Regions from separate parts of the Mus musculus genome. Here regions 1, 3 and 4 are each linked to region 2. Evidence: chromatin loops called from intact Hi-C (ENCODE). Cell type or tissue: gastrocnemius. All regions are shown on one strand. Each heading gives the region's core, and the rest is flanking DNA. Links, peaks and the distances in the headings are about the cores only.

What was found. Hi-C counts contacts between places; a loop is a spot of excess contacts. Peaks named below come from ENCODE experiments on the same cell type or tissue, not always from the same donor. Only the 100,000 strongest peaks of a DNase experiment are listed, where the experiment ranks them.
Region 1: a loop joins it to region 2, with 3.0 times the contacts of the local background. A loop is called at or near these places in 16 of 42 quality-filtered maps.
Region 3: a loop joins it to region 2, with 3 times the contacts of the local background. A loop is called at or near these places in 10 of 42 quality-filtered maps.
Region 4: a loop joins it to region 2, with 4 times the contacts of the local background. A loop is called at or near these places in 17 of 42 quality-filtered maps.

What each region holds. Positions count from the first base shown.
Region 1 is chr9:44,901,001-44,908,887 of GRCm38, reverse strand. No RefSeq gene overlaps it. Among named protein-coding and RNA genes, the nearest start is that of Gm30883, 12 kb to the right of the region's middle. In gastrocnemius, for the core only: no CTCF peak of the experiment used is centred there; DNase peaks (open chromatin) are centred at 3,152 and 3,665; H3K4me3 peaks cover 1,051 bases; H3K27ac peaks cover 3,413 bases.
Region 2 is chr9:44,838,830-44,843,829 of GRCm38, reverse strand. It overlaps Kmt2a (lysine (K)-specific methyltransferase 2A), which reads left to right. Exons shown (of 36, transcript NM_001357549.2): 6 at 408-472; 7 at 914-1,297; 8 at 1,447-1,520; 9 at 2,136-2,267; 10 at 2,746-2,859. Among named protein-coding and RNA genes, the nearest start is that of Gm39326, 14 kb to the left of the region's middle. In gastrocnemius, for the core only: CTCF peaks have their summits at 2,354 and 3,045 (motif pointing right); a DNase peak (open chromatin) is centred at 2,385; H3K27ac peaks cover 473 bases.
Region 3 is chr9:44,961,786-44,969,672 of GRCm38, reverse strand. It overlaps Ube4a (ubiquitination factor E4A), which reads left to right and starts at 4,073. Exons shown (of 21, transcript NM_001346698.1): 1 at 4,073-4,188; 2 at 6,241-6,336. It overlaps Cd3g (CD3 antigen, gamma polypeptide), which reads left to right. Exons shown (of 7, transcript NM_009850.2): 7 at 1-101. In gastrocnemius, for the core only: a CTCF peak has its summit at 2,648 (motif pointing right); DNase peaks (open chromatin) are centred at 2,660 and 4,045; H3K4me3 peaks cover 2,667 bases; H3K27ac peaks cover 3,002 bases.
Region 4 is chr9:44,914,809-44,922,695 of GRCm38, reverse strand. It overlaps Atp5l (ATP synthase, H+ transporting, mitochondrial F0 complex, subunit G), which reads left to right and starts at 1,954. Exons shown (of 3, transcript NM_013795.5): 1 at 1,954-2,086; 2 at 7,885-7,887. The coding sequence starts at 2,035. Gm30934 (a long non-coding RNA gene) reads right to left here and starts at 1,969. Exons shown (of 2, transcript XR_379340.4): 1 at 1,579-1,969; 2 at 1-1,468. In gastrocnemius, for the core only: CTCF peaks have their summits at 3,656 (motif pointing right) and 6,300 (motif pointing left); DNase peaks (open chromatin) are centred at 1,727, 1,975 and 6,294; H3K4me3 peaks cover 3,164 bases; H3K27ac peaks cover 2,245 bases.

The DNA of each region.
Region 1 (7,887 bases), core at 1,570-6,569, 63 kb before region 2:
ACGTAAGTACACTGTAGCTGTCTTCAGACACTCCAGAAGAGGGCGTCAGATCTTGTTAGAGATGGTTGTGAGCCACCATGTGGTTGCTGGGAACCACAGTGGGGAAGAGTGCTCTTACCCACAGAGCCATCTCACCAGCCCGGGCTTTTTTATTTAAAAAAAAAAAAAAAAAAGTAACAAGCGACACTGTGAGCAGGCAATTTCAGTTCTCTGTGACAAAAGCTAGGGTAGACAGCAGAGGGTGCGTGCCCCTCGTCTCCCAGTCTGTAAAGAGAAAACACGAGAGGGACAATAGCTTTTGCAGTGCACACCAGTTACATCAGCAATGGTCATTCAGCAACACCTCCAAAAACAATGTCAGTAAACAGCAAAGGCTGTTTTGCTTTTGTTTTGTTTAAGTTGCCTTTTTTGGTTTTGCGGACTTTTATTTTCTTTCATGTGTAGGAATGTTTTGCCTTCATGTACTTATGTGCACCTAATGTGTGCCCCAGTGCTCAAGGAGGTCCAAAAGGAGCGTCAGGTCTCCTGGAATTAGGGTTACAGATGGCTGGAGCCACCATGCTTGTGCATGGTACCAAATCCAGGTCCCCTATGGAATCAGCAAGTGGTCTTTACCCCTGAGCCATCTCTCCATCCTCTGAACCTTTCATTATTTGAAGCTTAATATGAAGCCAGGCATGGTGCTGCACACGTAATCCCAGCGGTTAGGGGGCAGAGGCCAGCCAGCTAGGAAATGAGACTGCTTGGACGGCAAAGGTTGGGTTACAGCTCAGTAGGAAAGAGCCAGCCTACTGTGAAGCAGACCCTAGGTTTGATCACCAGCACTCTTGAAAGAGACGGGAGGCAGGGAGGGAGGGGTGTGAAGCTATTCGTGCTGTGTGTCCTCTACTTTGTGGTATCTCTTGTTTCCCTTGGTAACAGACTGTTCTCACTTGGTCAGCTCTTACACCCAAGTCTTCTGTGTGTGTACCCCTCACTCAATACATTCATTCATTTCTTCTTCTTGTTTTGTTATCATTTGGAGTTTCCTTTTCTTTTGTGGATGTTATTTTGTCTGTTAGATTATAGTCTCACTCTGTAGCCCAGGCTGGCATGGAGCTCACATTAATTCACCTCCCTCTGCCCCCGAGTGCTGGGATTAAAACTGTGTGCCACTGCTGCCCAGCTAGGGTTAAAACTGTGTGCCACTGCTGCCCAGCTATATTTTTATATTTTTAAAGCACTTGCACTGGCCATCACAATTAACCCTCCACTTTCTCTAAGGCACATCACATACAGGATTTACCCACCTAAAAGATCTAGTGCTGAGCAGGGGGAACAATGGAAGCTGGCTAGGACCTGTGGGGAAGGAGTGATGGAGCACACACAGGTGGGGTCCATGCAACAGTGCTGTGGTAGTCTGTGTCCCAGCTTACCTCGGGATCCCCGTGCAGACAGCCCTGATGTGGATTCCCGCAGATCATCCTAAACTGCTTTCTTATAGTCTCAGCTCGGTTTGGTTCTACTCTCAAACCATGCTAAGGTTGATTTTCTCTTAGATAGTAACTTCCTAATCCTGAATACTGTAGAGCGTGGAGCGACTGACTTCTTACTCCCTACTGAGTTGGCTTTTTACCTCGCCCAGGACTGTGATCACTCTTGCGATGAGTATCACCACAGTCTACCAGGGATAGGCTTTTCAGTGCGCCTACCTGCACCTGCTCCCCACACAAAAGCTCCCACATTCATTAGAACACTCCATGCACGGGCCCCTAACCATCCATCTGCGACCTCGCCTTAATCCCACTTTGGCTACCAAATATCCTTTAGCCACACAGTTTCTAATCAGTTCTCATTAAAAAAAAAATCAGCTTTTAAATATCAGGCCATGTGATTGTCTGTTACTCCCATGGTTGCCTACCAATCATTCACCAGGTCACACTCCCTTTTATCTCTTGGCCATTTTTTTCTCTTGGTTCACTGTCACTCTATAACACGGTGGTCCTCAACCTTCTAACACTGTGACCCTTTTATATACACAGTTCCTCGCGTGGTGACCCACAACCATAAAATTCTTTTGTTGCCCCTTCATAACTGTAACTTTGCTTCTGGTGTCAATCGTAATGTACATGTGGTTGTGATATAGGATATCTGACCTGCGAGCCTCTGGGGGGCGAGACCCACAGGCTGAGAGCCACTGCTATAACACTACTCTGCAACACACATGCAGGCCATTGATTGCCAAAATTGCAGCATCACTGCCACTAAGGATCTCTGTAACAACTGCTTATTTTGTATGTGTGTGGAACACTTGTAGTGATCAGAGGACATGTGAGAGTTGATTCTTTCATAAGATATGGGTTCCAGGGATCAAACTTGGGTCCTCGGGTCAAGGTAAGCACCTTACCTGATAAGCAATCTTTCCAGCCCCCACCAAGGGTCTTAGAAATGGTAAGTTCCCAGGTCCCATCTCAGTTCTCCAAACTCCCAACAACCAGCCTCCTACCTTTCGTTAGCACCGCTTCCTGTGTCCACGAAACCGGCATCCCTTCCTAACCGCCTACCAGCCCAGCCCCCGAAAGGCACATCTGCGTTTATTTGAACACACGCTGACCATGAGCAAATTGACCCTCATAACCTTGACTTTCCCCTCACTTCCCAGACTTATTTACAGTCTCTAGTCTATGCTTATCATTCTTTGGAGCACACCTTCAACTTCCTTGCCTCTCACCATGGAAATTGCCAAAACCACATCCTTGGCTTTCTCTAAGTACTCTGTGCTTCACCCGTGAAGCTAAGTGAAGCTGGAGAAAACAACCCAGAGGACTAGTTTCATTTTATACTCGTACTCAGAACCTTAAGACGGCACTCCACAAGACCTGCCAATCATATTGTAGTTCTTTTCCTTAGGCCATGATTATTTCTATCAACAGATGATCTCGCTTCCCACTTGACTAAGAAAATGTAAGCAGTTGGAGCGCTTCCACTTCAGAGACATCATCCGCACACCTACCCTGTTTGCACCCATATAAATATAGATGCAGGAGTGACTCAGCTGGCACCAGCTCGGGAGCAGTCTCAGCCTGCAGGCCTTCAGGAAGTGAGTCCCCCAGGCCTGCATCTCCCTCTGTGGCAGACTGCCACCAAAGCCTGCTGTTTATCAGCCCAGGACCAAACACAGCAAGTGGTACACTTTGCCTGAACTAGCACCTCCAGGCACACAGAACTCACTTGTACAAACTGTGATGGGGAGAGTCAGCTTGTCTATTCAGGATCCACATTTTATAAAAGCTCTTGCCTCTGGTCCTGGCCTCTTCTACCTGCCACATCTCTGTCTCCCTTTCTTCAGCTCATCGCTTCTTTTGAGCAGTCTCTTCAAAATTTTCCGAACTGTATTCCTTGCCTTTGATGGGTGGCTGTACAGTCCACATCATTGTACTCTATTGCTACATTTACCTTTATTTCCCTCACTACGCTGCAAGTTGCTTAAGGAAAATATGGTATCCAAGTCACCTTTGCCATCCTAGCCTATCCCATGATCTGGCTTATATAGTAGGGTTTCAAAATATGAGAAAAGCAAGCTCTACTTGCTGTGTTTGGTCCTGGGCTGATAAACAGCAGGCTTTGGTGGCAGTCTGCCACAGAGGGAGATGCTGGCCTGGGGGACTCACTTCCTGAAGGCCTGCAGGCTGAGACTGCTCCCGAGCTGGTGCCAGCTGACTCACTCCTGCATCTCAACCTCCTGCGCTCAAACAGATTTGGATCCTGATTCATTGTGTTGCTTGCTGGCTGTTGGAGCAGAGATGCTTGTGCCTGAGGCTAGGAAGGAAGAGACAGGAGGTGGGCAGCTGAAGAGCCTTTACGGGAGACTTACGCAATAGACTCCCGAAAATCCCTGGAATGCTTCAGAAATGTACCATCTGAACTCTCTCCCTCAGACAAGCCTACAGTTCAGGGTACATCCTCTGTGAACGCTGAAAGAACACCATAAACAGCATGCTTTCCCTTACAGGGGTTTCAACATGCAGCTCATAGATGAGTTTTGATAAGGATTATACCCTGGGCTTCTTGCATGAAGCAAAAAAAAAAAAAAAAAAAAAAAAAAGGTTATCTTCAGAAACTCCAATTCCAGTGTAGTCAAATCCAAAAGCAATTAAAATACTGTTGTGTGGTTTGGAATTACAGCTTGCAGTTAAAATAGCTACCATTTCCCCTAAGGACAGCCTGCATTTCTACCCCAATGTCATCTCACTCTGGGTCTCAAGAAGGTAGAGAACTCAACAGAAAAAGTTATTTAAGCCAAGCTTGATAGCACGCACTTATAATGCCAGGACTCCAGAAGCAGAGACAGGATTGCTCCAGCCAATCAACACAGGGCCTTCTAGGCCAGCAGGGCTGCATAGTAAGATCCTGCCTCAAGCAAAAATAAACAAGTGCTCTAAAACATCAATTAGAACACCATGGAAGAGTGGCCAACAAGTCTAGGGACACTCAGAGTCGTGGAGAGCAAATGAAGGCACCAATGACTGAGCAGACAGGAGAGTGGGGCTTCCTCACTGCCTTACCATGAACCTCATTACAGCTTTGTCCTCTTAGTGTACATTGGTTTGTTATATAATACCCAAGTCACTACCACAGCCTACAACCACAAACTGATTCTCTCTCTCTCTCTCTCTCTCTCTCTCTCTCTCTCTCTCTCTCTCTCTCTCTCTCACTTTGTTTTTTGAGACAGGCTCTTACTATGTAACTCTGGTAACTCACTAAGTAGATCAGGCTGCCTCCTGCCTCTGCCATGTGTACCACCACATCTGGCAGCAAACTGATTTCCAGTTCTTGGATCCAAACTTCACCCCCACAGCCCCGGAGGTAAATGCCAAAGCCACAAGGCCCTGGCTTTGGAGCCCTTAAGCTTGTTTGCCCAACCATAACCATCCAGCCCAACTGCCCCACAGCCACCCTTCCCAGGAGGAAGTGCCTCAAAGAACTGAGTAGTAACCGTCTCACAAGTTCTTGTGGGGAAAATCGGAGGACACAAATCAACAAGAAAATCCGTTCTCCCACTTCAAACATGTTAAACCCCCACGTTAAGGCAAAGGAGTCGCATGTCATCCTTGCCTGACGTCTCTGACTGCCTTCTCTCCTCTCTGGGTGATGGTTACTACACTGGCAAGGACTGGAGTGGCGAAGGAGATGCCTTCTTTTACATCTGAACTCCAGCCCACAGAGGATGCTCCATGTCAGGTTGAGCCCGAGCAAGCAATGGCACACAACATGTGTCCTGTGTCCGAGCCCTGGGTAGCACAGTTTTCCCTCGGTCCTAAACAACTGGACAGGCTCTATGTTGGCAGAGAGGGCTCTGACCAGAGAAAAGAGTGAGGGAAAGAGAGGAAGACCTGACCCTCAATAGTTTAGAAGTCCAAACAACCTGCCATGGTTTAACGACCTCCTCTCTGCTCATGTTTTAAAAGAGATTCTCCTTTGTTAATTTGCTTTTCTGTTTGTCGTGAGGGTCTCACTGTGTAGCCCTGGCTGGCCTGGAACTTGCTGTGTAGATGAGGCTGGCCTTGAAATAACAAAGCTCTACTTGCTTCTGAGTGCTGGGATTAAACGTGTGTAACATCATTAAAACCTGACTCTGTTGTTGGTTTTTAAGTTTTATTTATTCATTTGTTTGTTTGTTTGTTTACTTATTTCCTTTTGTTTTCCAGATAGGGTTTGTCTGTGTAGCCCTGGCTATCCTGGAACTCTCTCAGTAGACCAGGCTGGCCTCGAACTTACAGAGATCCACCTGCCTCTGCCTCTCCAGTGTTAGGATCAAAGGAAATCGTGCCCTGCCATCGCCTGGCCTAATTTTTAGCTTTAATTGTTTTTACACTTAATTATTTAGTTACCACATATGTATGGATGTGTTTGAGTGGGGGGAGGTGTATGTGGTATATGCACACGTGTGTGGGTATGTGGTATATGCACACGTGTGTGGGTATGGACGTGTTTGAGTGGGGGAGGTGTATGTGGTATATGCACACGTGTGTGGGTATGTGGTATATGCACACGTGTGTGGGTATGTGGTATATGCACACGTGTGTGGGTATGTGGTATATGCACACGTGTGTGGGTATGGATGTGTTTGAGTGGGGGGAGGTGTATGTGGTATATGCACACGTGTGTGGGTATGGATGTGTTTGAGTGGGGGAGGTGTATGTGGTATATGCACACGTGTGTGGGTATGGACGTGTTTGAGTGGGGGAGGTGTATGTGGTATATGCACACGTGTGTGGGTATGGACGCCTGTGAATATTTGAAGGGCCTAGAAGAAGACCTGGAGTCCAGCTCTACCTCTGGTCACTTATCACCCTCAGAAAGGCTCTCTCACTGTACCTGGAGCTAGCTTGGCAGCTAGCAGATTCCAGCAATCCTCCTGTCTCTGACCCTTTCTCTATACTCTCTTCTCCCAGATTGAGGGTTACAGGTACATGAGAACATGCTCAGCTCTGATGGGTTCTGGCTATGTCATGATACTCATGTCTTTATGCTTGCATAGTTACCCACAGCCTGTCAATTTAGATTTATTTTTTAAAGAAAAAAAAAAGCATTTATCTCAGTTTTTTTTTTTTGAGACAGGGTCTCACTCTGTACCTCAAGCTACAGCTTTCTATGTAGATCAAGCTGACCCCCAGTTTACAGTGATTCTCTTGCCTCTGTTTCATAGATGCTGAGTTTACAAGCACACACCACCACACACACTCAGCTTTTTGTTGTCATTTGTCTTAGTGAGGGTTTCTATTGCTTCAACAAAATACCATGACCAAAAAGCAAGTTGGGGAGGAAAGGATTTATTAGGCTTACCCTCCCAGATCATAGTCCATCACTGGAAGAAGTCAGGACAGGAACTCAAACAGGACAGGAACCTGGAGGCAGGAGCTGATATAGAAGCCTTGGAGGGCTGTTGCTTACTGGCTTGCTCAACACGGCTTGTTCAACCTGCTTTTTTATAGAACTGAGAACCATCAGTCCAAGGATGGCTCTACCCACAATGGTCTGGGCTCTCTTTCATCAGTCTCTAAATGCCTTGCAGTTGGGTCCTATGGAGGCATTTTCTTAATGGAGGTTCCCCATCATCAGAAAACTCCAGCTGTGTCAAGCTGACCTAAGATACACATAAGCCAGTGCATCGTTGTCTGGGGTTCTCAGTGTGTAGCCCGTGATGACCCACAGCAATCCTCCTCCCTCAGACTCCCCTGAGATTACAGAAAGAAGCCATCATACCTGGTGAAGCCTTAGAGACAGGGAGATAGCTCAATCAGTGAAGTGATCAGATGAAGCCTATAGTAATCAAAAGCCAGAATGCCAGGCGTGGTGTCACACACATTTGAACCCAGTAATGGAGAGACTGAGGTAGGCAGATCTCTGAATTTCAGGCCAGCTTCATCTACATAGAGTTTCAGATCAGCTAGGGCGACATAGACCCTGTCTCATAAGACAAATAAACAAATAACAATAGCAATAAAAACCATGACAATTAGGCCGGGCAGTGGTGGCGCATGCCTTTAATCCCAGCACTTGGGAGGCAAAGGCAGGTGGATTTCTGAGTTCAAGACCAGCCTGGTCTACAGAGTGAGTTCCAGGATAGCCAGGGCTATACAGAGAAACCCTGTCTTGAAAAAAAAAAACAAAAAACAAACAACAACAAAAACATGACGATTTATAATCCCAGCACTGGAAAGACAGAGACAAGAAGACCCCTGTGGCTCCCTGGCCAGCCAGCCTAGCCTACTTGGTTAGGTCAAAACCTGTGAGAGACTTTGTCCCAGAATTTGGTAGCTATTACTTATGATTTTGTTTATCTGGTGTTCTGTTTTTGTTTTTGTTTGTTTTTTGTTTTTGTTTTTGTTTTGAGACAGGGTTTCT
Region 2 (5,000 bases), core at 1-5,000:
GAGGCAGAGGCAGGGGGATCAAGAGTTCAGGATTACTCCTCTACTGTATAGTGTAACCTGGGCTGTATGGGATACTGTCTCAAAGCAGGAAGGACAGAAGGCAGGCAGGGAGAGGAAACAGGAGGGGTAATCTGTGTGGGGTACAAGTCGATATTAAATTACAAGAAATTTGAGTACCATTTCAAAAATTATATGACACTTGGTCCTTTTAGATCCTAAAGGTAGGTAAAGTTTTCAACCCAAGAATTTTAAAAGTTCAAACTAAACTGAACCCTAAGAAGTCCTTGTTCTGTCAAATGACCCTGGGTGGTGACCCACTGTTTTTTGCAGACACACAAGCAAGCATTTATTTCATTTCTTCTCGCTTATATTCAGTTTGTCTTATGCTTTATCCTTTGTTACCCTAGGATGAGGAAATGTCAGAATCTGCAGTGGATGCCTTCCAAAGCCTCCCTTCAGAAGCAGACTAAAGGTAGTGGTGTGCGAGCTCCTTCCCGTGACGTCCCGTACCTTAATGTCATGCAGCCGTGTGCATTCAGTGTAAAGAGAATACTAGGTTTTTTTGTTTGTGTTTTTCTTTTAAAGTACTGCTCTCTCCCGGGGAGTTGGTGGTTGTTGAAGCTGGATGATAGGTACATGGGGGTTCATTTGACTCTTTATTTTGGGGTATGTTTGAAATTTTCCATAATTAAGACACTTGTTTAAAATTCATGTAAAAATGATAGCTCTGCTCATTTGCTAGAACAATAAAATTTCCCTGCATTACCTGATCAACACGGCCTCAGCTTTGTGGAGACTGAGTACCTGCTTTGGCTGCAGGAGACGGGGACGAGACTCTTACAGAGCTCTTGTGCTTTTTCCCCGTGGAAACTTTCCTCGCTTACGCATTGATGATCTTGTTTTGTTCTCCTAGCTGTGAAAAAGAAAGAGAAAAAGTCTAAGACCACTGAAAAGAAAGAGAGCAAAGAGAGCACTGCTGTGAAGAGCCCCTTGGAGCCTGCTCAGAAGGCTGCCCCGCCACCGCGGGAGGAGCCTGCCCCAAAGAAGAGCAGCAGTGAGCCTCCACCCCGCAAACCTGTGGAAGAAAAGAGTGAAGAAGGGGGTGCCCCTGCGCCTGCCCCTGCGCCTGAACCCAAACAGGTCAGCGCGCCAGCATCCCGGAAGTCCAGCAAGCAGGTCTCCCAGCCAGCAGCCGTCGTCCCCCCTCAGCCTCCTAGCACAGCACCGCAGAAAAAAGAAGCTCCCAAGGCCGTTCCAAGTGAGCCCAAGAAAAAGCAACCTCCACCCCCAGAACCAGGTGAGTGCCGGACAGTGGCAGAACAGAAAGCCGGATTGGTTGTGTCACCTTGAAGTCTAGAAGACACTCTGTGTGGCCCTCTAACAGGCCAGTCAGTCCGAAAGTACTCATTCCTGGCATCTGACCAAAATCTGTTTTGAATCCTTTAGGGCCAGAGCAAAGCAAGCAGAAAAAAGTGGCCCCCCGCCCAAGTATCCCTGTAAAACAAAAACCAAAGGACAAGGTGAGCGGGCAGCTGGCTGCACCTCTTTAGGGATGCATTTGTTCTGGTCTGTGGCGGGAGCCTTGGCCCGAATGAAACTGTCCCCCCTGCTTCTCTGGAGATGGCAGTGGGGTCTCCCAAAATCCAGGTGTAAGCTTTCGCCCCTCTTGGTTGATTGGTGTTTTGTTTTTTGGTCTCTTAGCTTTGTTGACTTGCCTTCATTATGGCCTGGTATGCTGTAGTCTAGCCACAGCTTACTCTGACAGCATCTGGCATGGTTTCTGCCCTCTGTATACATGTTATCTATGTATATATGTTAATAACATTTGTCTACAAAAGCAGCCCGTACCTGTGCACACTGTTTCTGTTCTGGATGGAGACAGAATTTCAGACTTTTCTGAAGATTACATTTCCTCTATCTTGAGACAGGGTCGCACTCTGTACGTCAAGCTGGCCTTGAACTTCCAGCATCCTCCTACTTCCCCATCCAGTGTGAGCCATCACAGCTAGCTCCCTCTCCTTCAATAGGATACTTACTCTGAAAAATGTTTCCATGTCTAAAAATAGGCATTTGTATTCTCCCCTCTTGCAATATGAGGGCAAGTCATTGTTTTCTACATTCATCTTCTGTCTCAGGAGAAGCCACCTCCAGTAAGTAAACAAGAGAATGCAGGCACTTTGAACATCCTCAACCCACTCTCGAATGGCATCAGTTCTAAGCAGAAAATCCCAGCAGATGGAGTCCACAGGATCAGAGTGGACTTTAAGGTAAAAGTCTTTAGTGATCATGCCTTTATTGAACATTATGACCTTTAAAGAAAAGGTGAGCGTTCAAAGGGAAACAGCACCCACTAGAGGAATGAACAAGAACTCCAGCTAACAGGCAGGTTCAGGTACCTGAAAGCCTAGTCAGCCCGAGGCCCGTTTGTGAACTGGTGGGAAAGCACAGACATCCTGAGCAGCATCCGGGAAGAGAATTATTTCAAACTCATGTTACCCGAATCAGCAAAGCACAGTGCATTCAGACTCGGTGTATCTTTGCTGTTTACGTAGCATCGCACCAATAGTGGGCTTTCAACGGATAGTTTGCATCTAAGTTTATAGTGCTTTAAAGCAGCACTTGCTCATGTTTGGACTAGTGGAAGTGAACGCTCCTGGCATTCTGTGGCACTCTGTGTTTATGCTGTTTGTCCTGGTTTTGACACTTCGAAGCTTTCATAAGTGATCTTTGTCTCTTTCCCCACAGGAAGACTGTGAAGCAGAAAATGTGTGGGAGATGGGAGGCTTAGGGATCCTGACCTCTGTCCCCATAACACCCAGAGTAGTGTGCTTTCTCTGTGCCAGCAGTGGGCATGTAGAGGTAAGACGCCTGCTTCTCTGTCTCCTCTGTGATGATGCCACTGTGCTGTGTTCTTCTTGTTGGTAGTTAGCAGGTCTGTCTTCTGCTACGCCGGCTACTTAGTTTTGTTTTTTTTTTTTTAAAGATTTCTTTATTTTATGTATGTGAATACACTGTCACTCTCTTCAGACTCACCAGAAGAGGGCGTCAGATCTCATTACGGGTGGTTGTGAGCCACCATGTGGTTGCTGGGAATTGAACTCAGGACCTCTAGAAGAGCAGTCAGAGCTCTTAACCGCTGAACCATCTCTCCAGCCCCTGAGTATTTTTTTTAACTTTTAGAAATTTTAAGATGGAATCTAGTAGTAAATATTTTCATCTCTTTAATTTAGTCTTTATTGTAGAGTTCTTACTTTTCTCTTAGAACAAAAAGGGTTGCTGTTGGTTTTTATATTGAATACCTATGAGTATAAAAAGCTCTTAGCAATTATTAAGAAGTAGAAAAATAAGCCAGGTGTGGTGGCACATGCCTTTAATCCCAGCACTTGGGAGGCAGAGGCAGGCAGATTTCTGAGTTTGAAGCCAGCCTGGTCTACAAAGTGAGTTCCAGGACAGCCAGGGCTACACAGAGAAACCCTGCCTCAAACAACAACAACAACAACAAAAAAGTAGAAAAATACAGAGCAGAAAATGTGCAAAAGAGAGATAGATTATTTTAAAATGACAAATAAGACCATAGTCCATATGGTGGGATGGTCATTAGCCCCCAGTGACCAAACACTGACAGTTAAAGAGGGATGCAGGTCCAGGTGTGCTGGCATTATTACCCTTAATCCAGCACTCAGATACAGAGACAGGTGGATATCTGTGAGTTCATGGCTAGCCTGGTCAACAAAGTGAGCTCTAAGACAATCAGAGCTGCAGAGAGAGACCATGAAACAACAACAAAAAAATTGTACAGAAAGATTTCCCAATAGAAGAAATATAGTTAGTAGTCTTATCTTTTGGGTGAGTTGTTTGGAAATGGTGTTTATTTTATTTTTTTAAGAATTACTATATATTATATATAATTAATATATGTGTGTGTGTGTATAGTATGTATGTAACTGTAGCTGTCTTCACACACACCAGAAGAGGGCATCAGGTCCCATTACAAATGGTTATAAGTCACCTTGTGGTTGCCGGGAATTGAACTCAGGACCTCTGGAAGAGCAGTCAGTGCTCTTAACTGCTGAGCCATCTCTCCAGCCCAAATGGTGTTTACTTTTAGAATGGTAATTTATAATGGCATATTCTTTAACCCTATTGCATGCTAGGTACTTATTTTTAAAGTAATTGGATAAATTGCCAGGTATGTATATATAATAAAATTATATTATTATTTTGTGTGTGGATGATTTGGCTGCATGTCATATGTACACCATGTGCATGCCTGCTGCCTTCAGGAGTCAGAAGAGGGATTGGATCCCCTGCTACTGGAGTTACAGACACTTGGGAGCCTATATTTGGGACCTGGGAATCAAACTTGGCTCCTGTGCAAGAGCAGTCTGTGCCCTTAGCCACTCAGCTATCTCTCTAGCTCCAGTATTTAAAACTCAAGAGTTTAAATTAGTATAGAGCCCTGGCTAAAGATGGAGGGCTTGCATATAATGGCAAATGTGATAGTATAGTTTGATGTTAATAGACAGACCCATAACATCACTGGTTAGAAATATCAGATTGCAAAATATCCATAAAGCATGATTATATTTGATTGGATGAATATTTTAAAGTATGTAGTCTCTGCGTGCTGTCTTATATCCTTAGGAGTCTGAGGCAAAAAGATTGCGATTTGAGGTCAGCCTAAGGTACACAGTGAGTCCCTGCACAGCTCAGTGGTAAAGCATTTGCCTCTCGTGTGCAAGGTCTTGGCTTCAATCCCTAGCACAGACAACCAGTGAGTTGCTTCCTGTATTCACTCCTTAAGAAGATCGTTTCTTAGAGCCTGTATGAACCTAAGTGCTTTAAGTGCTAAGGTTGCTTCAAACCTAGCAGAGGCTGAGACTATTCAGCCTGCAAATGCCTGGTGACTACTCCAAGTCACTTCATAATCAAGTGCTTTGCACCCCAGCATGCCCCACCCACCAGGAAATGCTTCCTTTTATACCTCAGTCTTCAGCTTC
Region 3 (7,887 bases), core at 1,746-6,745, 120 kb before region 2:
AAAAAATTCAGTGAAGGAAAACAAGCACAGTGTGGTGTTTGCAGAGTGCCCCCTACTGGGAAAATTGTAAATGACAAAATTAAAAGATCAAGTATAACCTACCTCTCTATCCAAATAGACATTTCTTTTTTTAATGTTTGCTGGGTTCTTACGCAGGTCATAATTCAGTGGGCCAGTGCAGCAGTGAGGTGGCACATCAAGAAAAAGTATCTGCCACACAAATGTGACAACCTGAGCCCAATCCCCTGAGAAGCAGAAAAAGAGAACCCACTCCACCATGTTGTTCTCTTACCTCCACATACACTTGAAGAATATGCACACCCCATGCATACGCATCACACACACACTATAGTAATAACAATAAGTAAAAGCATAACAATGATAATAATAACAACAACTACTACTACTCAGTGAATCACATATGCAGTGAAAGGTCTCCTTCCACCGGAGTGTCCAGCCACAGAGTAGCCTTCCCCACAGGCAAGTGAGCTTCTTACATATGTTCTTAGGTGTATACTAAGCATATAAGAAAAGTTCTCAAGTACACTTTATTCTCCTTTCCCCTATGTCTCACACTATGATATAACACTATATATCTTGAATTTTCTCCTAATCCAACCTGAAGATTATGAAGGATAAAGTAGACAAGACCAATTACTGGCTAAGGATTGATTGATTGTAGCATTTTACTTAAAGCACAGTTTGTGCTGCCTGTTTGCCAGGCATGACTTCACTTGCTACCTGGAACAAAATGATGTGGAGACATAGCTGAAACAACAACGCATGTGTGAAGAACTCCCTTTGGAGGGCTGAAGCGATGGCTCAGTGCTTAAGAGCACTGGCTGCTCTTCCAAGAGACCTGGGTTCAATCCCCAGCACCTGTAAAAGTAACTTTTATTCATGTGATGTGATTGTCGTCTCTAAGCCTTACTGCCTCTGTCTGCTATCCTAGGCCTAGTCCTGGAAGCTTCCAGCCTCTGTACAACATGGTGGAGTGGGTTCTCTTTTTCTGTTTCTCAGGGGATTGGGCTCAGGTTGTCACATTTGTGTGGCAGATACTTTTTCTTGATGTGCCACCTCACTGCTGCACTGGCCCACTGAATTATGACCTGCGTAAGAACCCAGCAAACATTAAAACTTAGAATGTTTTGTTTGTTTTGGTTTTTTTGAGACAGGGTTTCTCTGTGTAGCCCTGGCTGTCCTGGCACTCACTTTGTAGACCAGGCTGGCCTGGAACTCAGAAATCTGCCTGCCTCTGCCTCTGCCTCTGCCTCCCAAGTGCTGGGATTAAAGGCGTGCGCCACCACGCAGGGCTCACAGGTTTCATTCTTGACGTTTTATTTTATGGTTTTGGTGTTTGCCAGCATGTATGTGTATCACATGTATGCCTGGTGCTTTATGAGGCCAGAAGGAGTTAGATCTCGAAAAACCAAAAAAAAAAAAAAAAAAAACCAAAAAAAAAAAAAAACCAAAAAAAAAAAAAAACCAAAAAAAAAAAAGAAGCCTGTATGATATATAATTAGCCTATGATAATATTTGCCAATTTTAAGTGATTTCACCTGTTCTCAGCAGTTTTTAGTAATTTGCCCCATCATAATTCAGGTTGAAAACATCACCACCACTGTTTTAATAGTCCTTATGCTGACTCTCAACCCCAAGCAGCCACAAGTCTCTGTCTCTTCAAGTTTTCTTTTTCTTTATTGGGAGAGCTTGATTGCAGAGGCGAAACCCCAAGCCCAGCACTGGTGCTGCTTATATAGGCCTAGGAGAGGCGTGTCTCACACCCGGATTGGTTATGCATTCTACCTCATTTGCATGCCTCACACCTGATTGGTTATACTCTCAGTACCTCACAGAACCTCATTATCATGCCCGGGCCAGGCAGTGTCTTGGCAAAAAACGTTATTGCATATGTACACATTGGTTGTTTACCCAACCGTATGCGTGGTGGCCAGTGGTAGCCAGCGTCACCTTGTAATGGCATATGTGGCTTCCCACAGGTCCTGCTATCTATCTAGCCTTGAACTCCAAGTATATGTGTATTTTGTTTCTTCTTGCTGAAAAGCCATTTCATGGGCAGTCCACTGCTTGTCCATTCCCCAGTCAAAGGACACATGATGGTTTCACTTCTCGGCTATTATAAGCACTGCTGCAATGAGGATTCTTTTGAAATGTTCTATTTTGTTTTTATTTTGGTTTTTTCAAGACTCAGTTTCTCTGTGTAGCCCTAGCTGTCCTGGAACTCTCTCTGTATATGAGGCTGGCCCCAAACTCACAGAGATCCATCTGCCCTGTCTCCAAGGGCTGGAATTAAAGGCTTACACCACCACAGCCCAGCGTGCAAGGCTCTTTATGCAACTATAATTTCATTTCTCTGGAGTAAAGACCTAGGAATGAAGATCATATGGCAAATTCACTTTTAGCTCTTAAAGAAACAGCCAAATTCTTTTCTAAACTAACAGCATCGTTTTACATCCCTACTGACATGACAGCTTTTTGTTTTTATGAATCTTGAATTTTCAACAATATTTGTCACTACTTCAATATAGCCACATTAACATTTATTTTGTATTATTTTTATTTTGTGTATATGGGTGTTAGGGCTGTTGGTCTATCTTTGCACAATGGGCATGCAGAGCCAATGGAGGCCAGAAGAGGGCATTGTATCCCTGAGAGTGGAGTTAGTGATTCTAGCTGCTAGGTGCATGCTGAAATCTGAACCCTGCCTCCTTTGGAAAGTAAGGCGGTGCTCTTAACCGCTGAGTCATCTCTTCAGCTCAGAGCAATGGCTTTTTACACAACACATAATATTAATCTTTGCCCCAACCTCACTTTCTTAATGGTGACTTTTGAAATGCAAAAGTCTTTTTGATAAATTCCATTTTATAGATTTTGTTGCATTTGGGAGGTCATGTCTAAGACAAGATTGTCTCCTGTCTCATTATTTGTAGGTCATTGTTAGGGATTTGGTCTAGCTTTAACAATAAATGTCACTTAGAATATATGTAAAGTATTAGTAACAAATAAGAATAAAAGATATCATTGAAAAATATCTGAACATGTAATTTTATTAAACTAAATCTCACTTCATAGCAGTTATATAGATATACACTATCAAGTACAGCAAAGAAGTGCCTGGTACTCCTATGCATGTATGCTACCAATCTCTTGCTGAGGTATTGAGCTGTGCCAATATAATTTTTTTTAAGGGGTATCTCAGAATAGGGTAGGGTTTTGGTTGGTTGGATGGTTGGTTTGAAGTAACCCTAGGTTAGTCCAAACTCACTGAATAGCAGAGGATGACTTCGGATGCTCAATTCTCCTGTCTCTATGTACCAAGTGCTAGAATTACAGCATGCCCCACGGTGTCCCACTCACTACAGTTTTAATTTTCATTTTCCTTACTAAAACTAAGAACCAAGGCTGGAGAAATGGCTCAGACGACCCAGATTCAATTCCTAGCACCCACATTGCAGCTCACAACTGTCTGTAACTCCATATCCAGGGAATCTGACACCCTCACACAGACATACATACAGGCAAAACACCAATCAATGCTCATAAATATTTTTCAAAATTAAAAACTAAAAATTAACCAGACTTGTAGGCTGTATACTGTTAGCATTGTATAGATAAATCTAAGACCAACCCAAAATAGCGCGCTGCCTGGCACCTAATACCTGCTCAAAACGTCTTATACATTGTCCTTGTTGGTATTGTTACTGCTTCTAAGCCACAACGAGTGAAACGGCTCCAAAAAGCCATAGGACAGAAGGGAGCGTAAAAAGCAAAAAGTCACAGTCTGTGCAGAGCCCGACACCACAATAGTGTATCTGCCCTCAAGAGATGGATTTCCAAGGTCTAGCTTCATATTCCACAAAACTTCAAAGCACGCAGTCATAGCCAACCCTGCCCCGCCCCGCCCTGCTGCCTAGCCCAATCCCAAAGCCACTTCCGGCCCGCCCCCCACCCTCGCTAGCTGCCAGCAAACGTGCGCATGCGCCTCCTCGGTGTTTTCTCTGTCATTAGCGAAGCCCGACACCGCCCTACTTCCGGCGCGGGGTAAAGACCCAACAGGCTCGGCGCTCAGCGATGATGTCAGCTCCGGTTGCCTTGCTGAGTCGGAAGTAAGAACCTTTTGGTCGCTGTAGCTGTGAGGTGTCGTCGTCCCTGCCCTTTCAGGCTCCGGTAAGAGGCAAGGTATAAGAGGACGAGAGTGTTGAGGCTGCGACCCGGTTTTCTCCTAAGCAATTGCCAGTCAAGGCCCCTGCATGCCTGCTGTTCTCAACTGCTTGCCTGACCCGGGTCCGTCTTGAACTTCGACCCTGTCTAATCTGGAAACCCTTACGGTGCTCCGGCGTCCGGTGGCTCTGCACATTCCCTTCTTCTTTGCCAAGTCCCTGCTAGGAAAGGCCCGAGTGTGGGCTGTGGCTGTCTTTTGACTTATTTTATCTAGGACCTGCGCAGGGTGGGTGGGTCTCCCTGCTGCCTATGAATGTTACTGAACCCCAAAGGATAAAATACGAAGAGTGAACGACAGTGCCAGATGCCAAGGAGACAAAATGAAGCTCGACTCATAGCAATCAAACCAGTAGGGTGCGTGTAGCAAGAGGTTGACTTTTAAAGCGAGTGACGGCTTCCCAGCTGTAGCTCTTTGGATTCTGCTCGAGTTTTTCTTGGTCGAGAAAACATTTCTCAGATTGACCATAGAGTCAGACGTTTTGTGTTTAGTATTGTTCCTTTTAGGATTCTTTTTTGTCTCCTAGAGCAAGAATGGGTTAAGTCTCAATGTCATTGACTTTTTTGGTCCCAGAGACATAAAATGGGGCCCAAGATGAAATGCCAGGGTTTGTTAGAGACGGTTTTGTTTGTTGTGTTGTGTTCTTTTTTTGTTTTCGGACGTGTATGTGCTTCACTTGATGAGATCCTAGCTTGCAGATAAACGTATTGCAAGGATTTTTGTTACGACACCTAATGTAACACTGAAGGTATTTCCAGGTAGACATGTTACTTTGGGAACATTTTTAAATTCCAAAATAGAGACTTTATGGAGTACAATTTAATACAGTGTAATTTGGGCTTGGGGTAGGGAGTTGCTGGGGTTATAAACTAAGCCCTGGTGCATACTAAGTGCTCTAGAACAGAGCTACACCCAACCCCACCTTAGCCATAGAACTTGGCTATAGCAATCTGTTTTTCAGTGTTACCAATAGTTCTACTTTAAAACTGGATTGGACATGATCTTAAAATATCTGTATGCTCTCAGGAGCCAGTAGTGGCCTTAAAGGATTAGCAGCACTCTATATAAGTAGAAGCTTGAGTCAGGAGAAAATGAGAGAATTGTATGGGTCCAATGGTTGACACTTCCTAGAGATGTAGACTTTTGCAGCAGGTATGTAAAGTGAAGTTACTTACTAAAAATGAATCAAATCCAAAAGCCTTGGGGGGGCTGGTAGTTGTGCCATCCCAAAAGCTATCAAGAAAGTGGATGTGTTTCTGTGTGGCAACTGAAAACAAGGAATTTGGGTTTATTATTACTATTACTGTTTCTTTTTAAAGATAATTTTTTTAGTTTTGCTTATGTCTCCATATGTGTTTCTGTATATATGCATGCCATATGTGTGCAGCTGCCCACAAAAGTAAAGGGTATTGGATCCCCAAGAGCTGTAGTTACAGAAAGTTGTAAGCTGCCCGACATGGGTGCTAGAAACTAAACTGTGGTCCTCTAAAAGAACAGCAAGTACTCTTAACCACTGAGCCATTTCTCTTTCTTTCTCTCTCTCTCTCTCTCCCTACCTTCCTTCTCTTCCTCTCTCTCTTAATCTCTTTGTTTCTTCCCCTCTCTCACTTTCTTTCTTTCCTATTAAAGAATCTATTTTTTTATGGATGTGTACCTGTAAGAGTGTGTGGATGCCCACAGAGAGCAGGAGTTGTCAGGTCCCTGGAGTTGGAGTTGCAGGCATTTGTGAGCTGCCCTGTTTCAGGTACTGGGATCCAGACTCTGGTACTCTGGTAGAGTCATTTCTTCAACCTCTTACTTATTTATTTCTGAGTCAGGGTCTCACTGTGTAGCTCAGGCTGGCCTTGACATCAAGATCCTCCTGTTTTCACTTCCCAAGTGCAAGGATTACAGGTATGCACTACTCTACTCAAGCTGGGAAACTTAAAATAGGTAGAGTAAGTATTAAGCCAAACCAGGTATCGAGGGTCCATTTCACCAGACCTTTCTTTTCTTCCTAGGTACTTTTATTTTCATGTGTAAGCTCAATGACTAAGTCTAACCTGGATCTCCACCGAGGTTCTCAACAGGTGATCTGTGGGCCCTCATTTTTTCCTGTAAGTTGTCACATGATTTAGCCTTGCTTCTAAAGAAGGAAATTCTCTATACCTATTTTAAGTAGATACGAGAACGATGACTTCAGTGGGGTAGGCAAAACCTTGTTTTGTTTGTAACATTCTTTCTAGTCTTCTTTCTGTTGTCATTATAAACCATTCTGACCAAAAGCAACTCAAAGGAGGAAAAGAATTATTTGTGCACTTGCAAGTCACATCCCATCACTGAGGCGAGTCAGGGCAAGAATTCAAGCAAGACCTTGAAGTACAACCTATGGAGGAATGTTGCTTGCTGGCTGATGCTTTGCTTGCTTGCTTTTTTTTTTTTTTAAGATTTATTTACTTATTTTATATATCTAAGTACATTGTCACTGTCTTCAGACACCAGAAGGTTGTGAGCCACCTTGTGGTTGCTGGGAATTGAACTCAGGACCTCTGGAAGAACACAGTCAGTGCTCTTAACCAGTGAGCCATCTCTCCAGCCCCATTAGCTAGCCAGTCAAGACAATTCCCCCAAAGAAATGTCTGATCTGGGCAATCTCAAACCAGGCTTTCCCCTAAGATGACTCTAGGCTATGTCAAGTTGACAGTTAAAGCTGACTAGGGCAGCATTTGAGGTGATAGCAGGCTTATTTTCATTCTCTGTTCTACATATGCATAGGTACTGAAGCGCCACAGTGTCTGGCCTGGGAGCTTGGCCTGTTGCTGCATCTCCAGATGTAATAAGTCTGTGCCTTGAAGTAGATCTCGAGGAATGGTGTGGTGTGGCTACGTGCAGCTCAGGAGTAATCACTTGGAAGACTGAGACTGCCCGTGAACATTTGCTTAAGCGTTGTGGTTTGGAGGATAGTTTCAGAATCAGATATGAACTTGTACTTGAGGGTCCTAGAGGCTAGCACAGTTGATCTGCCAGGAGTGCTCTGTGGAAGTTTTAAAATTCCATTATAAGCAGGGAAAAGATGTAATAGAAAGTTAGCTTGTGTATATAATGGAAGAGAATAGAATTAAAAAGGAAGTGATGCCATTTGTGGTGCTAAGCCCTCTCTCCTGATAGTTTTGAGAATATGTCCTGTTCTTCCTGCTTTCAGCTTTCTTTTTATATATATGCTGCAGATCATTGTCTCCTATCTAATGAGCTGGATCATTCAGTTGTATTTTTTTAAATATAAAATAACTCAAGCCAGGCATTGCGATACATGCCTGTAATCTTAGCACTTGGAGACTGAGGCAGAAGAATCACTGTACATTCAAGGATAGCCTGGGCTACACAGTGAGGCTCGACTTTTTAATTAAAAAAATAAAATAAAATAAAAAGGCCTGGAGATGACTTAGTGGGTGGGTAAGAGTTGCTGGTGCACAAACAGAACCCGAGTTCAAATCCTCGACACCCACATAAAGAGCTAGATGTGTCCACAAGTATACCTGTAACCCTAGCACTATGGGGAGTAGAAACAGGAGGATTGGTACTGCTAGCTGGCTTTCATCTTGACTCTAGGATCAGTAAGCCCCCGTCTCAGGGGAATAAGGAAAGTAACAGCATGGGATCCCTAGCAT
Region 4 (7,887 bases), core at 1,693-6,692, 77 kb before region 2:
GAGCAACAAAAAATCGTTTCATGGCTGGGGTCATCATAACATGAGGAACTGTATTAAAGGGTGGCAGCGTTAGGAAGGTTGAGAGCCACTGCTCTAGAGGTACCCTCCGGCTGTCTTCGGGAGAAAGTCTTAAGAGCTTAGACTCTAATTAGTTCCTTTATGGCTTCACTATCCAACCTAAATAACAGACCTTTTAATACTTTGCCACCATGTCCTTATTCTATTCCCATACCTGTGGCATGCAGGATCTCAGCTTAGGTTAATTTAACCATTACCCTCTGCTACCTAAACTACAGGCAACTGTACAGCCCACAGACCAGTCGACTCCACCACTGCCCTTCTCTGCTCTTCTCTGTGTCCTTCAGACACTCTGAAATGTAGCCTTGCTCACCACTCCCTTTTCACACAGGTGGCATGTGTCAGACTCCTCACTTGGAAACTTTTCTCCCTTCACCCCGTTTAAGGAAGAGGTCCCACCATTCCCAAACAAACTCCTCTGCCTTCTTTGCTGTCTCCCTGTCCTGGACTCCTGAGCTCCACCTTCCTCTTGGGTTGTCTGACTTATATTCTCTTGCTTCCATATTTCTTCATTGCTGCAATCTGGTTTCTAAGGGTTTGAAACCTTTTCTAGTTAATGTCACAGATGTTCATACTCATAATTAGCTGGCCTGTCTTACCTCGGTCCAGACTGGCCTGTAACTTCCAATCTTCAGGCTCCTGTATGCTGGTATAATGTGGGTTTCAGGTTATCTTTCCTGCTTTAATTTGACTTCACTGTCTAAGGCAGCATGTCTCTCCCTCACTGATTCCTTGATCCCACTTCTAACTTTTCTAACCACCCCATGAATTTTACTTCAGGTTTTTTTTTGTTTTGTTTTAAAAGATGTATTTATTATTATATGTAAGTACACTGTCGCTGTCTTCAGACACACCAGAAGAGGGCATCAGATCTCATCACAGATGGTTGTGAGCCACCATGTGGTTGTTGGGATTTGAACTCCTAACCTAAGCGCAGTCAGTGCTCATAATGCTGAGCCATCTCTCCAGCCCCTCAGTTTTTCTTCTAAAGATTGGGCTTTTCCAGAACTTGTTCTCCTCATCAAATGTTACTTTCCTACATAGTTTTTGGGTTTCCTGGTTTGTTTTTGTTGTTTTCATTCATAATGTCAAAGTTACAGCCTTTGGAATTTGTATATTTTCTTATACACCAAGAATCTCTACGCCTTCCCAGATCAGCACCACGCTTAACCTTATGTTCCTTTGCGTATTTATCTTGCAACTGACTCCTTCTATGACTATTTAGGAATCTTGGTCTCTAAGGGGATAATGCCCAAAGCATGCTTCCACCAAATTACAAAATGCCTGGCACAGTGCAACACCCTCAACACACATGACTTTCTTCCTCTTGTCCGCACAGCTCCTACTGGCTTGTTTGAAAAACCGGATTGGATCCCAATTCTGATACTGGCTGCGGAGGAAAACGGAATTATAAAAAGTCAATTAAAGAAGTCGGTGAATGGGTGAGTCACATAATGTAACGCCTATGTGGCCCCTTAAAGCTCCTATTTGACCTCAGACCTGCTATGCCTTTAAAGCGAACGTATAGGCCCACAAGCATCTTATGAAGCCCTCCAGCCTCGTTTTCCATGTTTTCTGAAAAGCTATAAAACTGCCGCAAGCTAATGTGGCGATCAAGCCAAGAAAACCAATAACGCATGCGCATTTCCCCCACTTCACCGATCTTCCGGACCAACATGAATAGCTGTCCCAAGTAATGCCTGCTCCCTGAGGAATCTCAGGATTCTTCACGTGTTATCGCGCCTCATTTTTTTTTATATCTAGGTTTTTACTTGGAGTGAACAAAGTAAACTGACTAATGAGATGCCACAAACAGGGAATCAATACCTATATGTTTTGAACAGGCACAGAGAGGGGCAGCCTGACCTTGGAAATGGGGAAGGGGTCCTGCCGCGGGTCCTTCCGGGGGTGACATTCAGCCGGCGGTTCGGGGAGACGTACCTTCCACCTTAGACCATGGCCAAGTTCATCCGTAACTTCGCGGAGAAGGCACCGTCGATGGTAGCCGGTGAGCGCAGCCCGGGAGAGGCTCGCGAGGGGAGGGATTGTGCTGCGGCACCAAGGGGCCGTGGGCGTCGGGAGGGCTTCCAGGAGGCCACTGTAAGGCCGCAGCCTCGCCTGGCCTGCCCGCGGCTGCTTAGAGCTCACAAGCTGCAGGGTCCTAGCTCGGCCGGGGAGCGAGTGGGTCGTGTAACTCTGCCCGGCCTCACTCCGCCGCGAACGCCGTGATGCCCCCTTACCGTGCCGGGAGAGTTGGGAAGGGAGGTCGGTAACAGGGGAGAGAGAGGTCACACATCAGACCTCATAGCTGGTCTGCGTCTCAGCGAAGTATTTGAAAGCCATCAGAAATTTTAAAGACGGGTGAGAGATCTTTGAAAGTTATGTTTGCTTACCATCCTGGTTAGAGCCTAGAGAATTCTGCGTCCGATGAAGGGAATTTGGAACGTAGGGGTGAATATCCCCTCCCCAGTCAGCACAGAAAGCGACGCCTGTCAGCAGTCGTCTTCAGAACCTTGGCTTGGCATTCGTGAGGTTGTTTTGTTTGAAAATTCTGATAGACCGCGGTCTCTCAGATAAACACTGAGTAGTTATAAGCCTGAGCAGTATGTTCAATCGATACAGTTCTCTTCTGAGTAGAAAATTACTGTATTTTTGAAGCAGGAGATTAAGTTTACAATTTCTTCTTTTCTGTATTGTATTAAGTGGTTGAAGGTCCTATTTCCAAATGTTCAAATTTGGTTATGAAATGTGAATTGAAGGTGGATTTTTTTTCAAAGATTTATTTATTTTACTTATGTGAGTACACTAGCTGTTTTCAGACACACCAGAGAAGGCCATTGGATCCCATTACAGATGGTTGTGAGTCACCATGTGGTTGCTGGGAATTGAACTCAGCACCTCTGGAAGAGCAGCCAGTGCTCTTATCCGCTGAGCCATCTCTCCAGCCCTCTGAGGTGGAATTTTAAAAACTTGTAATTTTGAGCTTTCCAACCTGTTTGCATATTTAGTAATTCTTTTTTTTCTCCCCTTCATCACCAGCTAGTGAGCTATTTAAACCCTTAAAGTGCCAGCCAGAGTCTATAAATACTGGATTCCTTCCTATGGAACCTGAGGCTGCCAATAGCTGTTTTCCAAAGAATTTCCTTAGTAAAAAATCATTAGGTGATCTGAAGCAACGTACTACAATTTTTACACCAATACAACCAAAAGGCTTTGACGTTTGGACTTTGATGGTTTGAGGTGCTATTTTTAATATTTCGTAGAGAGTATTTTTCCGGCCGTATGACTTTTGCATCTTTTAGGTAGCTTGTATTCAGAAATTTAAAACTGATTTTATTGATGAAATCCAAAATGAAAGACATTATCAAGGTAAACTTTGGTCAAGAAACAACATAAAACCTTTCCACTGTTGTAACTGTAAGATAACTTGTTCTGCCAGAAGTACTGAGACCTGAGGGCTCTGAGGGAACAGAAGGTTACGTAGACTGTGCTCTGCAGCATAGGCTGGGGCTTTTTTTTTTTTAAGATTTATTTATTTATGTATGTGAGTACACTATAGCTGTCTCCAGACACACCAGAAGAGGGCGTCAGATCCTATTACGGATGGTTGTGAGCCACCATGTGATTGCTGGGGATTGAACTCAGGACCTTTGGAAGAGCAGCCATCTCTCCAGCCCAGGCTGGTGTATTAAGTGTGAATGTTAAAGTATTTGATACTGACTACTGACTAGATCTTTCAGTTCCCTAGGGCATGTAGCTAGAGAAAGAAGTCAGTAATTATTATCATAGTTCCCCCAGAAAGGTGAAAGTCTATTTTTTTGTTTTGTTTTTCTTTTCCCTTAACTAAGCTATAAATTTTACTTATGTTTCACCCGCTTTTCCATTCATATATTTTGAGTCTACAAATATAGGATATTACCTTAGAACTAGTTTCTTGTGTCTGCAATCTCCCCTTTCTTATATCTGATCTCTACTTTCATGATTTGGCCACTTGGAGGTGTCTGCCTGGATATTTTGAAGAATGTTCTCCAAACTGGTTATCTTGGGTTTCTCTAATGATTAGCCTGGAATTAGGGATTTTAAGAACAAGAACCACAGGGGCTGGAGAGATGGCTCAGTGGTTAAGAGCACTGACTGCTCTTCCAGAGGTCCTGAGTTCAATTCCCAGCAGTGACATAGTGGCTCACAGCCATCTATAATGGGATCCGATGTGTATTCATAGAAAATAAATCAATCTTTAAAAGAAAACAAAAAAAAGAACAAGAACCGCCAGGCGCACGCCTCTAATCCCAGCACTGGGGAGGCAGAGGCAGGCAGATTTCCGAGTTCGAGGCCAGCCTGGTCTACAGAGTGAGTTCCAGGACAGCCAGGGCTACACAGAGAAACCCTGTCTCAGAAAAAAAAAAAAAAAAAGAAAAGAAAAGAAAAGGAAAAAAAGAGCAAGAACCACAGAGACAGATCACCCTGATGACATATTAAGAGATCTGTGGTATTCATGCCATCTATTGAGCTGACAAGGTCTTCCACTATAAAACTACTGCTTGCACTTTCTGCACTTGTTTTTATTTTTTGGAGGTGTCATACATTTGTGTAACAACTTTTATAATCATTTTCATGTGCACACCTCCCTCTCCTGGAATTCTCAGCAAATCCACCTCTTACCTCTATCCCCCACCCCTCAGAAAAGATCATTATAGCGACATACTGGTAGTGACCAGCCTTATGTGTCTACACCCATTCTTTACAAGCAAGTTACCAGAGCAGGAGGGGTGAGTCCATTTTCTACATATAGTAAGTGGAATTTTGTGAGGAAGATCTATCTTACTCAATTTCTCTCTTTCTCTCTCCCTCTCTCCTGTTATTTTAATTGTATATTGCACTGGCTCTTTTACATTCACTTCATACTTCTTGTATCTAATTCTATGTCGTTTACTGCTGAGATTGTGCCCACCTTGGCAGTCTGTAGATCTTTTACGTTGGTACCTCTGCCCTTTTGGCATGCCTTCTTAGTTTTTGGTTCTACATCATAAGTCATCTTTTTATCTTTTTTCTTTGCCCAGCCTTACTTAGCCTTGACCATTTCTCCAAGGAGCCTTGGTACCTTTTATTAAACAATGGAATTCACAAATTACCGTCTAGGATCTGGGTTTGTTCCTTGCTGCTAGAGTCCATTTCAAAGTCCTCTCAGTGGACAGGTGTCTGAATTTAGTTTCATTTGCTATGATAAAACACCATGACTGGGCTGGAGAGATGGCTTAGCAGTTAGGAGCACTGACTGCTCTTCCAGAGGTCCTGAGTTCAATTCCCAGCAACCACACGGTGGCTCACAAATGGGATCCTATGCCTTCTGGTGTGTCTGAGGACAGTGATGGTGTACCCACATATATAAGATAAAGTCTTAAAACAAAAACAACAACAAAACCCACCATGACCAGAGGCAGTGTCGTGGGGAGGAGTAGCATCACCCTGAGTGAGTTGCATCCTCTCGCATCAGTCACCAAGGAAGAAAATGCACCACAGCCAAACTAATAGGGGTATTTTCTCAATTCAGGTTCCTTTTTTGGTTTTTTGGTTTTGTGTGTGTGTGGTTTTTGTTTTTGTTTTGTTTTGTTTTGTTTTGTTTTTTGAAAGAGAATTTCTCTGTGTAGCATTGGCTGTCCTGGAATCACTCTGTAGACCAGGCTGGCCTTGAACTCAGAGATATGCCTGCCTGTCTCTGCCTCCTGGGCACTGGGATTAAAGATGAGCACCACCACTACCCAACCAGTTGAGTAAGGGTCCTTCTTACCAAATGACTCTAGCTTTCATTAAGTTGACACAAAACTAGCGAGCACAGCAGGTATTCAGACATATATCTATAATTTTTTTTAAAGATTTATTTATTTATTACATGTAAGTACACTGTAGCTGTCTTCAGACACTCCAGAAGAGGGAGTCAGATCTCGTTATGGATGGTTTTGAGCCACCATGTGGTTGCTGGGATTTGAACTCCAGACCTTTGGAAGAGCAGTCGGGTGCTCTTACCCACTGAGCCATCTCACCAGCCCATATATCTATAATTGCATGTTAGTCTATACATATAAATACTTGTTTCTAGGGCTGAAGAGATGGATCAGTAGTTAAGAACTCTTGCTTAGGAACTAAATAAATTCAGTTCTCTGCATGAGTGTGGTGGCTCACCACCACAGTTCAAGTTCCAGAGGATCTGGTGCCCTCTTCTGACTGCTCTGAGCACTACACACATACAGTGCATCCGACACAAAAGACAAGAAATCTCTGTGGGTTTGTTTAAGATTTATTTTATGTATGTGAGTACACTCTTTCTGTTTTCAGACACACTAGAAAAGGGCATCCAATCCCATTACAGATGGTTGTGAGCCATCATGTGGTTGCTGGGAATTGAACTCAAAAAGACTTTTTCAGAGCAGTCAGACCTCCTTTTTTTTCCCTATAAATATTTTATTTATTTGTGTTTAGAAGTTGCAGTTTTAGTACTATTAACAGAAAATACATAACAAAGGCTTCCTAAAAGTGAAAAAAATTATAAATGTTGGAAAAGTTGGCCTCATTAACATATTTGCAGACTTTTACTTAATACACACTCCTTTGGAACTCACTTATGACATTTTTACAGGCTTTATCACCCGAGTCTCTGAGTAGTGAGCACTTCAGCTCTTTACAGTCTCCCCGAGACTGTAAATAAATAAGCCAAATGGTGGCAGCAGAGACAGGTAGATCTCTGTGAATTTAAGGCCAGCCTTGTCTACAGAATGAGTTCCAGGATGGACAGGGTTGCTGAGAAACCTGCTTAGAAGAAAAAATGAATGAATGCATGCATGATTGTTTTTGTGCCCCCACTATATACATACATATAATTCTAAAATCCAGCAGCATCAGATTCCTGCCCCCTCACCATACATCTCTGTTTCTATATTCGTTTCTGTCTCTGTCTGCTATACCTTCAGTCCAAGATCTTGCACATGTACTACCACTGAGCCACATCCCCAGACCCTGTGTTGAATTTGTTACTATATCATCTGCTAAATTCATTGATTTAAAATAGTGACTACATCAAAGAATTTCAGTTTAAAAGCAATTCTTAAACTCACAGCCTCTGTCCTCAGCACTGGAGTTAAATAAAAGGCATGAGCCACCATTACCCAGTGCAGAATCTGATTTTAATTGTTCTTAACACTACATGTAAATTTTATTTGTATTGAGTGCACTGTTTGAAAGGTGAGCAGCTGTACTCTGGTAAGAGAGATTTAAGCCAGCACATATTGCTAAGGATACAAAAAAACGAATGGATACTAATTGGTGTAATTCCATCTGGACTTGTGGCCAATACTGTGATGAGCCTCGATCTTATTGTTAGAAGAATGCTATTCTACACAGCTTCTTCCCCTTCTGGACCCCTTCTCTTCAAAATCTGCTGTTTCTACAAAGAACAATACGCTTTTGTCTTTGTTTGCAAATCTAGCTACGAGTAACTTTACATTTAATTAGATTTGCCATTCAAAGGTGAATAACAGTACTAGCTGGCCACTAGTGAGTCCTGACATAATTAACAGCTTAGAGCTTCCTGCCTGGCTGAGTGTCCCTGTGACACAGGTGTTCTGCATCTTTAAAAGCTTCTTGTTACCAGGGAGCAGCAGCTCTGACTTTCACACTGGGTGCACATTCAGTCCAAACAGTGAGTGGATGTGATACATGAATAAATATTTGTGTCCAGCCCACACATCTGCTTCTTTCCATCTCCAGTGAGTTCATCCTGGGGTTTCTGTTTTGTTTTGTTTTGTTTTCCAGCTG